3 separate regions of the Homo sapiens genome follow, and all the other regions are linked to region 1. A link is an interaction called in ENCODE POLR2A ChIA-PET data of the cell type or tissue named here. Cell type or tissue: PC-9. All regions are shown on one strand. Each heading gives the region's core, and the rest is flanking DNA. Links, peaks and the distances in the headings are about the cores only.

The links. ChIA-PET counts read pairs that join two places held together with the same protein. Peaks named below come from ENCODE experiments on the same cell type or tissue, not always from the same donor. Only the 100,000 strongest peaks of a DNase experiment are listed, where the experiment ranks them.
Region 2: POLR2A ChIA-PET joins it to region 1 with 35 read pairs; 2 of 35 experiments call an interaction of 5 or more read pairs at or near these places.
Region 3: POLR2A ChIA-PET joins it to region 1 with 25 read pairs; 2 of 35 experiments call an interaction of 5 or more read pairs at or near these places.

Annotation. Positions count from the first base shown.
Region 1 is chr3:170,305,123-170,311,095 of GRCh38, reverse strand. PRKCI (protein kinase C iota) reads right to left here. Exons shown (of 18, transcript NM_002740.6): 18 at 5,119-5,973. Among named protein-coding and RNA genes, the nearest start is that of SKIL, 50 kb to the left of the region's middle. In PC-9, for the core only: CTCF peaks have their summits at 591 and 794 (motif pointing left); DNase peaks (open chromatin) are centred at 745 and 3,025; H3K27ac peaks cover 1,583 bases.
Region 2 is chr3:170,812,250-170,818,222 of GRCh38, reverse strand. The region is part of intron 2 of LOC105374211 (a long non-coding RNA gene); the gene reads right to left. Among named protein-coding and RNA genes, the nearest start is that of RPL22L1, 55 kb to the left of the region's middle. RefSeq lists an enhancer at 53-630. In PC-9, for the core only: no CTCF peak of the experiment used is centred there; a DNase peak (open chromatin) is centred at 2,612; H3K4me3 peaks cover 277 bases.
Region 3 is chr3:170,619,467-170,625,439 of GRCh38, reverse strand. The region is part of intron 2 of SLC7A14-AS1 (SLC7A14 antisense RNA 1); the gene reads right to left. Among named protein-coding and RNA genes, the nearest start is that of SLC7A14, 36 kb to the right of the region's middle. In PC-9, for the core only: no CTCF peak of the experiment used is centred there; no DNase peak of the experiment used is centred there.

The sequences.
Region 1 (5,973 bases), core at 559-5,558:
GAAGAATGTGGATAATTTCCTGGATTTTGTTTTAATTGAATTCCTTTGTGTCTTAATGACCAAAAGCAGCCCTGGTTTTATTTTCAACTGAAAGTATTCTTCACAGATGAAACATGACACAATTAGACTCTTGCTTGATGAATCTCCAGTGCCTGGCACTTAACAGGCCCTATTTGTGTTTAATTTATATGGAAGTTCTAACATCCAGAATGGTTAAAGTGGGCAGAGCAATTCTAGTACAAAACCTTCCAGGTTCCCTGATAACATATTAGAGCGTTCTGAATAACAGTTCAAAGGGTATATTGACTTCTTTTTTTTTTTTTTTTTTTGAGACGGAGTTTCGCCCTCTCGCCCAGTTTGGAGTGCAGTGGTGCAATCTCAGCTTATTGCAACCTCTATCTCCCCAGTTCAAGCGATTCTCCTGCCTCGGCCTCCCAAGCAGCTGGGATAAAAGGCATGCACCACCACACCCGGATAGTTTTTGTATTTTTGTAGAGACGAGGTTTAACCACGTTAGCCAGGCTGGTCTCAAACCCCTGACCTCAAGGAATCCGCCAGCCTCGGCCTCCCAAAGGGCTGGGATTACAGGCGTGAGCCACCGCGCCCGGCCGGTATATTGACTTTTAATAGTTCCGTAAAATTAAAATACACATGATCAGCACTGATAAAATCCTGGAACCTCTAGGTAACCGGCCTGTAGTGAATACACTGGCTCCTCCAGAGGGCTATGGTGCTGGTAACTCTGACCTTCATTATAGCAAGAGACTGGCCCCTGGTGGTGGTGAAGCAGATAGAATCAGTATTCTGCCAACCAGGCACACTGCAGTCCACCAGGCCTACCCCGCTGCCTTACCACGTACTCCCCACTATTGGGGGAGAACATTCATTTTTATTTTGATCATGGGAAATATCTTCTAAGTAAAGGAATAACATACACACAGGCCTTTTTTTTAAACTTTAAGCCAACTTTTCTGAAATGCATTTATTCCGTCTGTCACAAAAAATTATTTAACATTTTCCCAAATCCTACAGAATCAGCATAGTGCTAGACACATTATAAGGCCCTCAATAAATACATAAATTAAAATTTAAAACATAAAATAATCTAGGAAGATAGCAAGTCTTTAGCATGCTGATTCAAATTTCCCTGTTAGAAAATGAATACTTTCTAACTGGATAAACTTGAGCCAAACTGTACATAAATGCATGTTCTTTCATGATCTTTAAATTGAAAAATCTGAGCTGGGTGCGGGAGCTCACACCTGTAATCCCAGCACTTTGGGAGGCCGAGGCGGTGGATCACTTGAGGTCAGGAATTCAAGACCAGCCTGGCCAACATGGTAAAATCCCGTCTCTACTAAAAACACAAAAATTAGGCGGGGGTGGTAGCACACTCCTGTAATCCCAGCTACTCGGGAGGCTGAAGCATGAGAATCACCTGAACCTGGGAGGCGGAGGTTGCAGTGAGCTGAGATCGTACCACTGCACTCCAGCTTGGGTGACAGAGCAAGACTACTGTCTCAAAAAAAAAAAAAAAAGAAAAAAAAAAAAAGAAAAAAGAAAAAGAAAAAGAAAAAATCTGGCTGTTTAAATAAAAATCTACTGCCTCAAAAATTTTTTTTCTTAAAAATTTTCTGTAAAAGGCCGTAAAATGTGAGCTAAATTTCTGTATTTTCTGTATTTAAGTTCCTTTGCATGTTTTTATTCCTAAATATATTATGAATAATGTAAAAATCATCAAGTGTAGCCACCCACATTGCAGATAGTTTATCTCATGCAAGTTTTAAATCTGGTTATGTGGCACTACCTCTAGAAACCACCCAGCACTTCCCTTTTATGGAAAAAACAAAGCATCTAAATTTTCAAAAATTTTGCTAGAGCGTTTCAACAGGCTCTTTCTTAAACAATTGGAATTTGCTTCTGACCAGCTAAATTGTTGATGAAAACTTAACCCTCTCAAGTCTAGTGAATCCATCTGGCATGGGCTTTCATTTTCAGATATCTTGTAAAAGATCACATTAAACAGCCACTAATTCTTAGGTACTTATAATTTGTTTATCCATACAAATACTAAAAATAGTAATTGGAGTAAAAATAAAATGTCAACACCAGTAAGGCACAAGTTACATGAAAGTGAATCGCACTGCCACAAAAATCACTCTTAAATTCTGAGCTGGATTCATTTTAATTATAAATTTCAGAGATGGACTGTAAAAGATCTAATCTAAGCAGAAGCAGCTGACAATCTGCTCTCCCATTCCCAGGCAAAATCCAATTCATATTTCTCAGCACAAAAGCCAAAAACAATCTCATAGTGTGTATGTTAAGAGATTGATCTAAAGATTCTATTCTTATTGTGTATATATAAACCCAGAAAGCTGTGGAATCTACCATAAACCTGAAAAATGTCCAGCATTAATTACAAAAGAATGTTAAATAAAATTCCTATAAGTTTCATTAGTGAACCATCATGATTACATAATGTATATTTTCATGCATTTATTTGGCTTTTGTCACTGGACTATTCATTGTGGAGATGAACATCTCAGTATGTCTGTTTTCTACGTTTAACATCAAGGGCAGAGGTTGTTTTTATTAGCCTTATTTAGCATCGTGCACAGTAAATTCCAGTATATTCTGGAATAAGCTAGGGATATAAACTATTCAGATTTTTATTTTTTGAGACAAGTGTCTTGCTTTGTCACCCAGACTCGAGGGCTCACTGCAGCCTCACCCTCCAGGGCTGACGCAATCCTCCCACCTCAGCCTCCCGAGCAGCTGGGATGACAGGAATATGCCACCACGCCCAGCAAATTGTAGAGACGGTTGTTTCACTATGTTGCCCAGGCTGGTCTCGAACTCCTGGTCTCAAGCAATCCACCCGCTTTGGCCTCCCAAAGTGCTGGGATTACAGGCGTCATCCACTGCACCCAGCCATCTGGTTCTTAAGTGATCCTTAAGTCCTAGAGTAAACAAGAGCAAATCTAGGAAAGGAGACCTTCAGATAGACCAAATGACTCATTGTTAGCCATTGTCCACAAAGCAAGCTGTTGAATTTCAAGGACTGGAGATTGGTTGTACCTTTCGGGGAGAAACTGGTTATCCCAGTGATGGAATGCCTTAATGAAAAATTTCCCTAAAGCTTCAAGTTCCTCTGTGGAGTCTGTTTTAGGATTTACTCACTCACAGAAAACCACCAAATTTATGATGTGATACAGGGAATAGCCTGGAAAGTACTTTCTTAATACTGCCTAGAACTTCATTTTAAGCAAGAGTTGAAATTAGGATAAAATACTTATCCTATCTGGGAAGGCGGGGTGCGGTGGCTCATGCCTGTAATCAAGAAAAGAAGTAGAGATGGGGCATGGTGGCTCAAGCCTGTAATCCCAGTGCTTTGAGAGGCTCAGGCAGAAAGATGGAGGAGTTCAAGGCCAGCTTGGACAACAGTGAGATCCTGCCTCTACCAAAAAAAAAAAAAAAAAAAAAAAGACAGAAAAGAAAAAAGAAAGGCACTCACACTGTTTATATAAACACTAGCTACAATATGGACACTAGTTACAATTGAAGAAGAAATATTCGATTTTAGATTACTGTAAAGCATGAAGAGATAATCTGTTCTGAATCTTTAAATTTGCTTCGGTTTTATTTATTACTTATTTATTTATTGAGACAGTCTTGCTCTGTCACCCAGGTTGGAGTGCAGTGGCGCGATCTCGGATCACTGCAAGCTCTGCCTCCCAGGTTCACGCCATTCTCCTGCCACAGTCTCCCCAGCAGCTGGGACAACAGGCGCACACCGCCACACCCGGCTAATTTTTTTGTATTTTTAGTAGAGACAGGGTTTCACTGTGTTAGCCAGAATGGTCTTGATCTCCTGACCTCCTGATCCACCCGCCTCGGCTTCCCAAAGTGCTGGGATTACAGGCGTCAGCCAGCGCGCCCACTATTTATTTTTTGAGAGTTTCACTCTTGTTGCCCAGGCTGGAGTGCAGCGGCGCGATCTCGGCTCACTGCAATCTTTGCCTCCCAGGTTCAAGCTTCTCTTGCCTCAGCCTCCTGAGTAGCTGGGATTACAGGTGCCCACCTAATTTTTTGTATTTTTAGTAGAGACGGGGTTTCATCATGTTGACCAGGCTGGTCTCGAACTCCTGACCTCAGGTGATCCACCCGCCTCGGCCTCCCAAAGTGTAGGGATTACAGGCGTCAGCCACTGTGTCCAGCCTTGCTTCAGTTTTAAAACCAGTTAAAATATTCTATGATCAGCTGATGTCTTACTAATTTGTTTTCCAATTAAAAGAGATGAATGGAAAGATGAGTTAAAAATATATATAGTGGAGAGGCTTGGGTGTGGTGGTGGAAGGCCAAATTGGGTGGATCACTTGAGCCCAGGAGTTTGAGACCAGCCTTGGCAACATAGCGAGACCTCATCTCTACCAAAAAAAAAAGTAGCCATGTGTCTGTGGTGTATGCCTGTAGTCCCAGCTACTCCAAGCTGGAGATCCCATGAGCCTATGAGTTCAAGGTTATTAGTGAGCTATGACCATGCCACTGCACTCTAGCCTGGGTGACTGAGTGAGACCCTGTTGCTAAAATAAATAAAACAATGGAGAATATTTTAATTCCTAATTTTTAATAATATCTACATTAATAAATATAACATTAAATATTTTTTGAGAGACAGGGTCTCACTTTGTTGCCCAAGCTGGAGTGCAGTGGCATGATCATAGTTCACTGCAGCCACAACCTCCTGGGCTCAAGCAGTCTTCCCACCTCAGCCTCCTGGGACTATAGGCACTTTGCCGGCATGCCTGGCTAATTTCTTATTTTTCTGTATGTAGAGATGGGGTCTCACTATATTGCCCAGGCTGAACTCAAACTCCTAGGGTCAAGTGATCCTCCCACCTCAGTCTCCCAAAGTGCTGTGTGAGCCACTATGTCCAGCTAAATGTAACATTATTAAATGTAAATACGACAGCATCAGTTCTACCAGAATGGTGCTTTAAGTACAGCAAAATTCCAAACTCTGAAATTTTCACTTTTTCTTGAACAAATTTTGATGCATCTTTGTTCTTATACAAATTTCTGACATACTACATATGAAAAATGATCCACTCTCAATGGGTATTATACATTTTATTTAAAGACTTCAAAGTAAAAAAAAAAAAAAAAGGTACAGAAATAGATTACATTATGATGACCACAGTAGTATTCTACATGACAAAAATAAAAACAGATTTAAGTAAATGTACCGGCACTGAACAAGCATTTACTTAACATCCAATCCAGGCTGCATATGCACAAAATGATCTGACCACATGCTTATGCAAAATAAAGTTTTTCTTAGAAAGCCAAAATTCCAACCATTCTGACTGTCCGCTGCCTATTCCCCTGTTGAGTATTTTGAGCGAACTTCTATAGAATATAAGAACAATTGGCATGGCACTTAAAGACTGCAAAAAACAGAACACAATTAAAAACATTTATAATGCATTTCTGTATAAAATACACACCGTAAATCTTATTAGTTAAAAAAAGATTTAAAAACAAAAGACCACCCTGAATAATGGTTAAAACCTCATCATAGAAAAATGCTCATCATTTTGTACACTGAAAGAAACTACTGAGAGGTTTTTTGGGGGGCTGGTGGGAAGGTAGATACCTAACTTAAAGATTCATTCAAAATTTGCTTTAAATTGTGGGTAATAACTCACTGCTTACCCCTTCTCAAAATGTTTTATCATGAATACTCTAATATTTAACCACAGGACAAACATAAAGAATAACCTGAAGAAGGTATTTCTCAAAGTGAGGTCGAAGGCCCCAAAAGAAGTCTAAGGTGGGCTCACTAGTGTGCATTTTAAACCAACTTCCTAGGTGATTATTTCACATTCCAAAATCTGAGAACTAATGCCCTATGGGAAACAGCACCACTTAAAAGCAAGGCCATAAACATATTTCTGACATGAGATACAG
Region 2 (5,973 bases), core at 481-5,480, 510 kb before region 1:
ACCCCACGACATCACCTCTTACCACAAAATCTTCCTTCAGCTTAATCTCTCCCACTCTAGGTTCCCACGCTGCCTCTAATACCGCTTGCAGCAGCCCTGAGAAACATCGCCCATTATCTCTCCACACCACCCCCAAAAATTTTCACCATCCCAACACTTTACCACTATTTCATTTTATTTTTCTTATTAACATAAGAAGACAGGAATGTCAGGCCTCTGAGCCCAAGCTAAGCCATCATATCCCCTGTGACCTGCAGGTACACACCCAGATGGCTGGTTCCTGCCTTAACTGATGACATTCCACCACAAAAGAAGTGAAAATGGCCTGTTCCTGCCTTAACTGATGACATTGTCTTGTGAAATTCCTTCTCCTGGCTCATCCTGGCTCAAAAGCTCCCCTACTGAGCACCTTGTGACCCCCACTTTGCCCGCCAGAGAACAACCCCCCTTTGACTGTAATTTTCCTTTATCTACCCAAATCCTATAAAATGGCTATACCCTTATCTCCTTTCTCTGACTCTCTTTTCGAACTCAGCCTGCCTGCACCCAGGTGAAATAAACAGCCATGTTGCTCACACAAAGCCTGTTTGGTGGTCTCTTCACACTGAGAACCACCCCCCTTAACCCAAAAGGGAAGTCATTTGGGAATTCCAGTTGCCATGTGGGACCTAGTGGGAGACTTATTTAGAAGCTAGGTGTCCTTCATGGTGTTTCCCAAAGATTAAACCATGAATACTGGATGAAACCTTAAGGGTCCATGATACCTCAACAGGTTGGCAAGTATTAACTAACATTCTGCCTGCTTGAGAGGCCAGATACATCAATGAACTCTTTCTAGAAAAGCTGATTCTCTCTGTGTTTATAATAACTTTCATCATACCCCCCCGAAGAAGAAACTGAAGCTCAAAGTGGTGAATTAACTTGCTCTGAGTCTCTAGCAGCAAGAGACCAATTTGAGAATCACATCCAGGAATCTAAATTCCATGCTCTTTCTGCCACATCATGTTGCCCTTAAAAAATTACATCCATCTTTTTGTACTCATGTAACTGATTTTGATTTTATTTTTTTGCTACATGGGGCTGACTTGGCTCCTCATTTTCAAAGAAGCTTGCCAATAAAAGTGCTCCCCGAACCAACAAACAATAGTTGTATTTTGATCAGATATTATAGGTGTGTCTGAGACACAGCCCAGGAGGAATGTGGCTGTATCTATTCATCTCTTTATAAATATTGATGAAGAATGGTAAAAATGTTTTAAAGGAAACTTTATCTGAAGGAGTGTCTTGGAACGCAGCTGCTTCTTTCCATGTCTTTCATATTTCTTACCCCTGGCACTGAAATCCAAACACTGAAGGGTGGGCCACATCCTAGGGTTTGTTTATGACTGTGGCATCAGCAGTTCTGTATTGGGTTGGCTTTGGGGGAGGGTGGCCCCAGCAATTACCATTGGCATACCTGGTCATTGTCCCTGAGCTGTGACAAAAAAATAACACGGTAGCTCCACAGAGGGAGTTCTGAGTTGCAGATAATTTTATGAACGCCCTTTATTTCAAGGATATGAGAAAAGAAAAAGCCCATTTTGTAGCAAAGAAAACTGAGGTGAAGAAACATTGCTTAGCTTGCCTGAGGACACAGTAACACTGGCACATGTTGGAAGGGAAGTCAGGCCTTCAGGGGTGTGTTACTCTGGGGCCTGCTCCACTACTCATCATTTTCCTTTATTAGTTTCTCATTTAAAAGTTGAGGACAAAGAAGTATGCACAAAGAGGTTTCTCCTTCCTTAGTTACAACAGCAAAATTGAAAACAATTTAAATGGCCAACAGTAGGAAATGTTTAAGAGAAAAAATGTGGTCTATTTATTCTATGAAATATCTAAATATTAAAAACAATAGTTAAAAAATAGTTTGTAATGACTTGGAAAATGCTTTAGTAGAAATTTAGTAGAAATTATCTTTCTGCTGCTTTTTCATCTTCTGGACCTCTGAGCCCATGGTACTCAAAATGCAGTCCTCCCACTGGCCAGCAACATCAACTTCGAGCATGTGAGAAATGTAGAATCTCAGGCCCTAGCGCTGCTGAATCAGCATCAGCATTTGAGCACCATCCCCACGTGATTTACATCACATTAATATTTGTACCTATCTGAGTAAGGAGTCTCAAAGATTCAGTCCTCAGGCAACTTCTCAACTCTGAATACATCTGTGCCTTAAGTTAGTGATTCTGGTGGCATGTTAAGTTTGGTTAAGTTTGGCATGTTAATGGTGGCATTCTATTGCTCTGGGATGTGGCCATGGGGCATAGCACTTGTGTAAGTAACTCAGATGTTTCAAAAATACAGATGAGGTCAAGATCTACCATCTGTGTCAGTGGTGCCCAAACTTTTTGGCACCAGGGACTGGTTTCATGGAAGATAATTTTTCGATGGATGGAGAGGCAGATGGGGGATTGTTTCAGGATGAAACTGTCCCACCTCAGATCATGAGGCATTAGAGTCTCATAAGGAGCACACAACCTAGATCCCTCCCATGCACAGTTCACAGTAGAGCTCCTGCTCTATGAAAATCTAATGCCGCTGCTGATCTGACAGGAGGCGGAGCTCAGGTGGTAATATGAGCCACGGGAGTGACTGTAAACACAGATGAAGCTTGCCTGCCGCTCACCTCCTGCTGTGCCGTGTGGTTCCTAACAGGCCACAGACTGGTAAAAGTCCTCGGCCCGGGGGTTGGCGACCCCTGGTCTACATGATTTCCCCTGTGATACAGTTTTAAGCAGAAAATTCATGATACCAAGTTGTAGGTTCTATGTGTTATTAACTATGGAAAAATGCATACAGAAAAAGACTGGAAGAAAATATACCAAAATATTAATCATTATAAAAATTGAGCTGGGTCCAATGGCTCAGGCCTATAATCCCAGCACTTTGGAAGGCGAAGCAGGTGGATGGCTTGAGTCCAGGAATTCAAGACCAGGGCAACATGGCAAAACCCCATCTCTACAAAAAAAGTTAGCCAGATGTGGTGCTGTGTCTGTAGTCCCAGCTACTCGGGAAGCTGGGAGTTGGGAGGATTGCTTGAACCCAGGAGATTGAAGCTGCAGTGAGCTGTGATCACGCCACTTTACTCCAGCCTGGGCAAGAGAGTGAGGCCATCCAGAGAGAGAGAGAGGCAGAGAGAGAGAGAGAGACAGAGAGAGAGAGAGATGCATTCTTTTGAGGAGGAGTTGGTTTCTTCATATTTTTCTTTATAGTGGTCATAAATCTCAGGCCACAGACTCAGATGTGCAAGAGACATTAACTTTATTCTTTCATACGCCAACTTAATTTCTACTTAGTTCCTCAATCTGCTTGTGGTGAAAACTTTTCAGTCACTTCAGAGGGACCTCTGTCAAATCAAGTTTTGCTCAGTCAAGCTGCCACTAACCTATGGCATCATTGTGCAAATTAGAAAAAGATCCCCTTCCAGGAGGGTGCAGCCCCGCGCCAACACAAACTAGATTTCTGCCTACACCTGCTTCTTAAGCTAGGGGTCCCTGTGCAGTGAATAGTATGCATTTCTGTGTATGGTGGTTCTGGGGACAGCTAATGTAGGACCCCAATTCTTTATCCAGCATTGCAGGTAAATTCCAAGAAGCTTTCAGGTGGCACTGGACTGAATAGAGAGAGGCCACGGAGGGCATAAAGTCCCTGTAGCCTTCATCACTGACATTGTCCTTGCTAGTGTGCTCTGATTCCCATTAGGTCACCAAGGGAATTGGCTGAACAGACTAAGCTTTTTTGGGCTCGGCTCTCTCTCTAGACTTCTAAGCCCCTCTGGGAAATAACTGGCTGCTCCATGAGCCTCCGAGGGAACTCCATGAGATCACCTCAGCCTTGTCTGCCTGGATAGTCTTTGCAGCCATTCTTTAAGTTACATTTGGGGAAGCTGCATAATGGCTGCTGCCCTCCTGAACTTCAGTCACATGCCCCAAAGCTTCTATTCTTAGATATCTCAAACTTTCTTATGAGTTTTTTTTGCCACCTCTCCCTTCTCTAAGAATGGCTGGGGGCTAGAGGAGGAATGGGTAGGACATAAAGCCCTTCCTCAGTGCTATTCTTTTCTACGCAGGGGATCTGTTCCTCTGGGGTAGGCAAACTGCCTCTTGTATCATTTTGTACTCTTCCAGTCTATTGCTTATCCATGGGCTTCATGTCCTCCTCTAAGATTTACAAATCAAAACTTTGACTTAAGGCATTTCCTCTACTTTTCTCTAGTTTCACTCTTACCTGGCTTAGTGAGACGTAATGTTTTTGCAGGTGGTCTGATGTCTGTTATTAAAGGGAAATGCAAGGTTCACAGTGAGAACCCGACACTGGTTTTAGCTCATTCCTTGCAGGAAGCCTGATTTTTCTCACTCAATTTTGTTGGTCAAAATTTAATGAAGGCTGTAAAATCCAATGCAGGATGAGAAACACAACATTCATTCCTGGGTACTCATAGACATTCATGGAGACACTTAGGAGCATCACTTGGGTAGACAGGAGCACGTTCTTCTGCCTGACTACATCTTCCCTACTGAAATGCTGGTTTCGAGTTCACATACCCAGAGATCACTGAAAGCCAGGCACTGGGGAATGGCTAGTAGGGAGAATAGTACAGGGGAAAACACTTCACCCGTGGGTATTCACGAGCTTCCCCAGGAGTGTTTTTAGATCAGAAGACAACTGGTGAATTTCCAGGAACAGCTGCTTCAGTGCTGCCACATCCGTCAGCTCTCAACACGTGTTAGTGTCTGTCCTCCCTCCTTCTTTGGAATTTAGAACTGTGCCATGGTCTGGTTGCAGGAATCTCATTAAAGAGCTTCCCTTTCTGTATTAGTTTGCTAGGGCTGCCATTAACAAAATACCAGAGACTGGATGGCTTAAACAACAGAAATGTGTTTTCTCACAGTTCTGGAGGTTGGAAGTCCAAGATCATGGTGTGATCAGGTTGGTTTCTGGTAAGGCCTCTCTTCCTGTTCTTTGTAGACAGCCACTTTATTCCTGTGTCCTCACATAACCCTTTTTCTGTGAGCACGCAAGGAAAGAAATTTCTGGTGTCTCTTCTCCTTCCTATAAGAACCCCAGTCCTTCAGATTATAGACCAACCCTTAGGACCTCACTTAATCTTAATTACCTCCCTAAAGGCTTGAACTCCAAAAACAGTCACATTGGGAATTAGGAGTTTAACATCAGAATGGGCTTGGGGACTGGGAGAGTAGTTCAGTACTTTAACGCTTTCCCTGACAGAAAATTTTGTGATCACCTACTACATGTTGGGCCCTGTGCCACATGCTGGGGATAATAATTTATAAAAATGTTTCAACCCCTGCCTCAAGGAGCTCCTCCTCTGGGGACTGAGTCTGCAGCCATCAGAGGAGTGGGGTCACAATGAGATGTCTGGAAATGGACCTCTGTGGTAAGTGGGGATTCCTGCATGGCTTTTGCTATGATCGTATCTCAAGAAAGCAAATTCTGCAAATATTCTGAGTGGGTGGTAGTAGAGCTATTTTCTTGATGTGGCAGAGTCGCATACAAAAGCCCTTAAAGGGATCAATGAGACGAATTTCTGAGCTAGTCTGAAACAAGAACTGGGGATGAACTTTGGCAATTGGGCCAGAACTTAAACACAGGATTTTGCTGGGGTCCCAAGGTTCTGCCCATTTGGGACAATCTCTTTCACATGCGCCACACCATTCCCCTTACCACGCCAGCAGATTCAAAGAGGCAGCTTGGTACGTTTTGGTAGGTTTTGGGAGTGAGAAGGCCTGGGGTGGGGGTTGCGGCAAGAGGAGAGCAGCAACCCCTCTCACATTATCAGCTGTGCAGAACCAAGGAGAACCTAAGAAGATCCGCCAAACAGAAAAAGCTGAGATTATGCTTCACAGACCCAAAGACTTTTAAGCTCTTTATTAGCTGCAACAGAATCACCACATGGCAGTACAAAAATGTTCTTGA
Region 3 (5,973 bases), core at 481-5,480, 310 kb before region 1:
AGGCCCCTCCTCCAACATTGGAGATTACTATTTGACATGAGATTTGGGTGGGGACACAAATCCAAACCATATTAACCTTCAGCATATGAATTTTTGGGTGGAGGTTGGGGGGGACACAATTCAGTCCATATTATTCTTGAGGAATTTTCAGTTTAGTCGTGAGCTAAGCCATACATTCTTGAGTCAAAAAAAAAAAAAAAACCCCAGCAACTTTAAAGGTAGCAAACAAATGTCAAAGTGAATAATAATACAGAAAGTAATGAGCTGAGATTTTCTAGGGCAGTGGCAATTTCCCAGGCACAATCTCCTATTTAAAAAAATAAAAGTCAGGAATACATGAGGACAAAACCACTAGTTAGTTTTTGCCATAGTTACTGTGCATAGGGCAAGGGGCCTGTCTGCTTTTGATTTGGAAAAACAATTAGTTCAGCAAATTATAATATGGCAGACATGACACTAAAGCAATCTATTAATTTAATCAATCTGGTGAAAAATATTATTCCTAATGCGTTTGAAATTGTCTAGGCAGGAGAAAATTAGATTGTTTGAATGTTTTATTTGTTACCAATCATGTTTTGAAAAGAACAGGTGAGTGGGACCTATACATGTAAAAATGCTAAAATTCCTCCATCCAGAAGGAAGCATTGTTAAGTCATCTCTATTCATCAGTTCATGCAGCAAATTTTGAATTGAGAGCTCCAACGATGTACTTGGGCCATTTGTGGGCTTGAGATAGATCAAAAAAAAAAAGGAACCACCTTGTCAGCCTTCTGCAGCCCTCAGTCCAGCCAATTGGAGCTTCCAGCTGTTAACTGTTTTACTTGTTATTTTAACACAATGACCTGTCTTCTTCTTTCCCATTTTCTCCTCCTCTTACTTCTTTCCTCATTTTTGTCCCTTTCTGTTCTTCATTTTAGTGGTAAAAGAACGCATGATCAACAACCACAACAAATTGACATGGTCCCTAATCTCCCAGATCCATAAAAATGGTGGTGAAACCATTCTATGACCCACTCTTTACAGGGGCACCTAATAATATTCAGTTCAACCGGCTCCAAAGGCATTGTGAGGGCCTCTTTGTCAATGTATGTAAAAGCATTTTCGAGCAGTAAAGGCCTCTTTAAATGTTGGCTATTACTACAATGGAGAACTAAACAAAGTAAAGAACTCAAAGGAAAAAGGGGTCCATTGAAGCTGGTCAATTGGTCAAGTATACTGTAACTGTTAGGTATCTTGGAGCTAAGAAGATGCTTTTGTACCCTCTGATGGTAAAATGAGGAGCCATGTCATGAGGGAAACAAATATATATCATGGAACAAAGGGAATTTCTGTATCCTCTTGATTTTTTGTGAACTGTTTATAAATCAGTGTTTGCTTTTAATTTTCCTACTTGTGATATATCTGTTTTGTAGGCCTCTCAAAAAGATTAATCATAAAACAGAACAAGATGGTACACTGAATTCCAGAACACAAGAAAGAGACCCAAGAAACTCAAGTGTCAATCAGCTACTCAAGTCATGATACAAAGACAGTTTAAAAGCTAAGCAAAGTATGGACCTAGTGACCTGCAGGTTGACTACAACAAATACCCTTTCCTCAAATGGGGTTGCAGTCACATTACAACTGCAGAGTCAATCCATACTGCTCTCTGCCAGAGGCAGCTGTAGCTGCTCCATGATTGCCTAGGCCCTGCAACAAATACCAAGAGTGACTCCAAAACAATTCCCCAGGTCATTGACCCAGGTCATTGACATAGACCTAGACCGGTATATTCCCCTGCAACACAAAATCCTAGGGGAAAATCTAAATAAAGAAAGGGATTGTCAGCTCCATTTTCTCAGTTTAAATCCACAGAAGAAAAACACCATAGATTTTTTTTTGTTTGTTTTTACAGAGTTTTGCTCTGTAGCCCAGGCTGGAGTGCAGTGGTGTGATCTCAGCTCACTGCAACCTCCACCTCCCAGGTTCAAGCGATTTTCCTGCCTCAGTCTCCTGAGTAGCTGAGATTACAGGTGCCTGCCACCATGCCTGGCTATCTTTTTTTTTTTTTAACAAAAGAAAGATTAGACCACTTTTTAGATTAATTTACCTTCTTGCAGAGGTTTATTTGCTTGTTTGTTTTTCCAACTTAACCAGTCATTCTAAATAGCAAAATTTTATTTGGCCTCAAGGTCCAGCTTGCTTTTCACTCAAAGAACACCTATCTGGTTTTGAACGAGGGGCTCTTGGACCTTTCCTCTTCCTACAGGGAAGTATCCACTTCCTATCTGGGATCAGGGACTTCCCAGTTACTCCCGAGGTGGGGAGGACACTGGATCTGGAAGGCTGGCCCCCTACTCACAGTCTCCGTGCTTGTCTACCAGATGGCACCAGCTCCCACTAAGCTGAGCCAGAGGGCGCATCTGGAAAGCACTTGAGACATATGGAACTCATCACTGTCATCACTGTGCCCCTCCCTCCCCTGCTTCAGTGCTTCTAAGAAGGGAGAGGCTGACACGAACCCTGGGGAGTCAGATCTGCTGTGCAGTTTACATGAACCCAGCATTCATGGTTAGACAGAAGTCCTCTGGGCTGACTGTACTCTCCTGACACTTTCGTAAGCTCTCACTAGCATATGTAAAAGGAGGGAGGAGATGCCACATGCTGCACAAACAGTGTTTAAGCCTCTGTGTCTTTCCCACTGGAAGGTAGAGTGTTATGAAGGAAAAGTCATGGGCTTTGGAGTCAGAATCCTGTCTTTGCTACTGTACTAATCAACTTAGGCTATGGCATGATGTGGTAACAAACAACCCCAAATCTCAGTGGCTTGGAATAGCAAAGGTTTATTTCTCACTCAGGCTACATATCAGCTGCATCTGTCTTCCCTGTGGTCATTATCTCCAGACCCAGACTAAAGGAGCAGCCAGTATCTGGGAAATTGATCTTGTGAAATAGAAAAAAAGACAATGGAATCATATGTTGGCTTTTAAAGTTTCTGCTCACATCACTTCCATTTATATTTTATGGACAAAACAAATCATATGGCCAAGCCTGACCCCAAAAAAGCAGGGATTTTTTTTTTTTTTTTTTTTTTGAGATGGAGTCTTGCTCCGTCACCAGGTTGGAGTGCAGTGGCGCAATCTCGGCTCACTGCAACCTCCGCTTCCCAGGTTCAAGCAATTCTCCTGCCTCAGCCTTCCGAGTAGCTGGGATTACAGGCATGTGCCACCACGCCCAGCTAATTTTTCTATTTTTAGTAGAGACGGGGTTTCACCATGTTGATCAGGCTGGTCTCGATCTCGTGACCTCGTGATCCACCCACCTCGGCCTCCCAAAGTGCTGGGATTACAGGCATGAGCCACCACGCCCGGCCCAAAGCAGGGATATTTAACACACTCCCAAATAGCAAATAGATTGAGCAATAATACAACTTACTACAGCCACTTACTCTGTGTCCTGTGGCAAATTACTGTGATGTAAAAATGATGATGTACACCTGGAGATGATGATAGGATGATTAAATAAAATACAGGTTTAAAATAGAGTATTATGTTCCCCTAGCCAGGGGAAGCAGTGAGGGACTGTGCCATGAGGGATGGTGCTATCTGGCCCAGATACTATGCTTTTCCCACAGTCTTCTCAACCTGTAGACCAGAAGATTCTCTCTGGCACCTACACCACCAGGGCCCTGGGTTTCAAGCACAAAACTGGGCAGCCGTTTGGGCAGACACCAAGCTAGCTGCAGGAGTTCTTTTTTCATACCCCAGTGGTGCCAGGAATGCCAGTGAGACAGAACCGTTCACTCCCCTGGAAAGAGGGCTGAAGCCAGGGAGCCGAGTGATCTTGCTCAGTGGATCCCACCACCATGGAGCCCAGCAAGCTAAGATCAACTGGCTTGAAATGCTCACTGCCTGCACAGTAATCTGAAATCAAACTGAGATGCTGGAGCTTGGTAGGGGGAGGAGCATCCACCATTACGGAGGCTTGAGTAGGCGGCTTTCCCCTCACAGTGTAAACAAAGCCACCAGGAAGTTCAGACTGGGTGCGGAACCCACGACAGCATGACAAAGCTACTGTAGCCAGACTGCCTCACTAGATTCCTCTTCTGTGGGAAGGGCATCTCTGAAAGGAAGGCAGTAGCCCCAGTCAGGGACATATAGATAAATCTCCCATCTCCCTGGGACAGAGCACCTGGGGAAAGGGGCGGCTGGGAGAACAGCTTCAGCAGGCTTAAAGGTTCCTGCCTGCCAGTTCTGAAGAGAGCAGCGGATCTCCCAGCACAGTGCTCAAGCTCTGCTAAGGGACAGACTGCCTCCTCAAGTGGGTCCCTGATCCCCGTGCTTCCTGACTGGAAGACACCTCCCAGCAGGAGTTGACGGACACTTCATACAAGAGAGCTCCAGCTGGCATCTGGCAGGTGCCCCTCTGGGACGAAGCTTCCAGAGGAAGGAGCAGGCAGCAATCTTTGCTGTTCTGCAGCCTCTGCTGGTGATACCCAGGCAAACAGGTCTGGAGTGGACCTCCAGCAAACTCCAGCAGACCTGCAGAAGAGGGACCTGACTGTTACAAAGAAAACTAACAAACAGAAAGCATTAGCATCAACATCAACAAAAAGCATGCCCACGCAAAAACCCCATCTGAAGGTCACCAAAATCAAAGACTATAGGTAGATAATCCACAAAGATGAGGCAAAACTAGCACAAAAAGGCTGAAAATTCCAAAAACCAGAATGCCTCTTCTCCTCCAAAGGATCACAACTCCTCACCAGCAAGGGAACAAAACTGGATGGAAAATGAGCTTGATGAAATGACAGAAGTAGGTTTCAGAAGGTGGGTAATAACAAACTCCTCCGATCTAAGGAGCGTGTTCTAACCCAATGCAAAGAAGCTAAGAACCTTGATAAAAGGTTACAGGAACTGCTAAATAGAATAACCAGTTTAGAGAAGAACATAAATGACCTGATGGTGCTGAAAAACACAGCACAAGAACTTCATGAAGCATACACAAGTATCAATAGCCAAATCAATCAAGCAGAAGAAAGGATATCAGAGAAGATCAACTTAATGAAATAAAGATCAACTTAATGAAATAAAGACAAGATTAGAGAAAAAAAAGAATGAAAAGGAATGAACAAAGCCTCCAAGAAATATGGGACTATGTGAAAAGACCAAACCTACGTTTGATTGGTGTACCTGAATGTGATGGGGAGAATGGAACCAAGTTGGAAAACACACTTCGGGATATTATCCAGCAGAACTTCCCCAACCTAGCAAGACAGGCTAACATTCAAATTCAGGAAATACAGAGAACACCACAAAGATATTCCTCGATAAGAGCAACCCCAAAACACATAATCGTCAGATTTACCAAGGTTGAAATGAAGGAAAAAATGTTAAGGGCAGCCAGAGAAAAAGGTCGGGTCACCCACAAAGGGAAGCCCATCAGACTAACAGTGGATCTCTCTGAAGAAACTCTACAAGCCAGAAGAGAGTGGGGGTCAATATTTAACATTCTTAAAGAAAAGAATTTTCAACCCAGAATTTCATATGCAGCCAAACTAAGCTTCATAAGCAAAGGAGAAATAAAATCCTTTACAGACAAGCAAATGCTGAGGGATTTTGTCACTACCAGGCCGGCCTTACAAGAGCTACTGAAGAAGGCACTAAATATGGAAAGGAAAAACTGGTCCCAGCCATGGCAAAAACATACCAAAATGTAAAGACCATCGACACTATAAAGAAACTGCATCAACTAATGGGTAAAATAACCAGCTAGCATCATAATGACAGGATCAAATTCACACATAACAATATTAACCTTAAATGTAAATGTGCTAAGTGCCCCAGTTAAAAGACACCGACTGGCAAATTGGATAAAGAGTTAAGACACATCAGTGTGCTGTATTCAGGAGACCCATCTCACATGCAAAGACACACATAGGCTCAAAATAAAGGGATGAAGGAATATTTACCAAGAAAATGGAAAGCAAAAAAA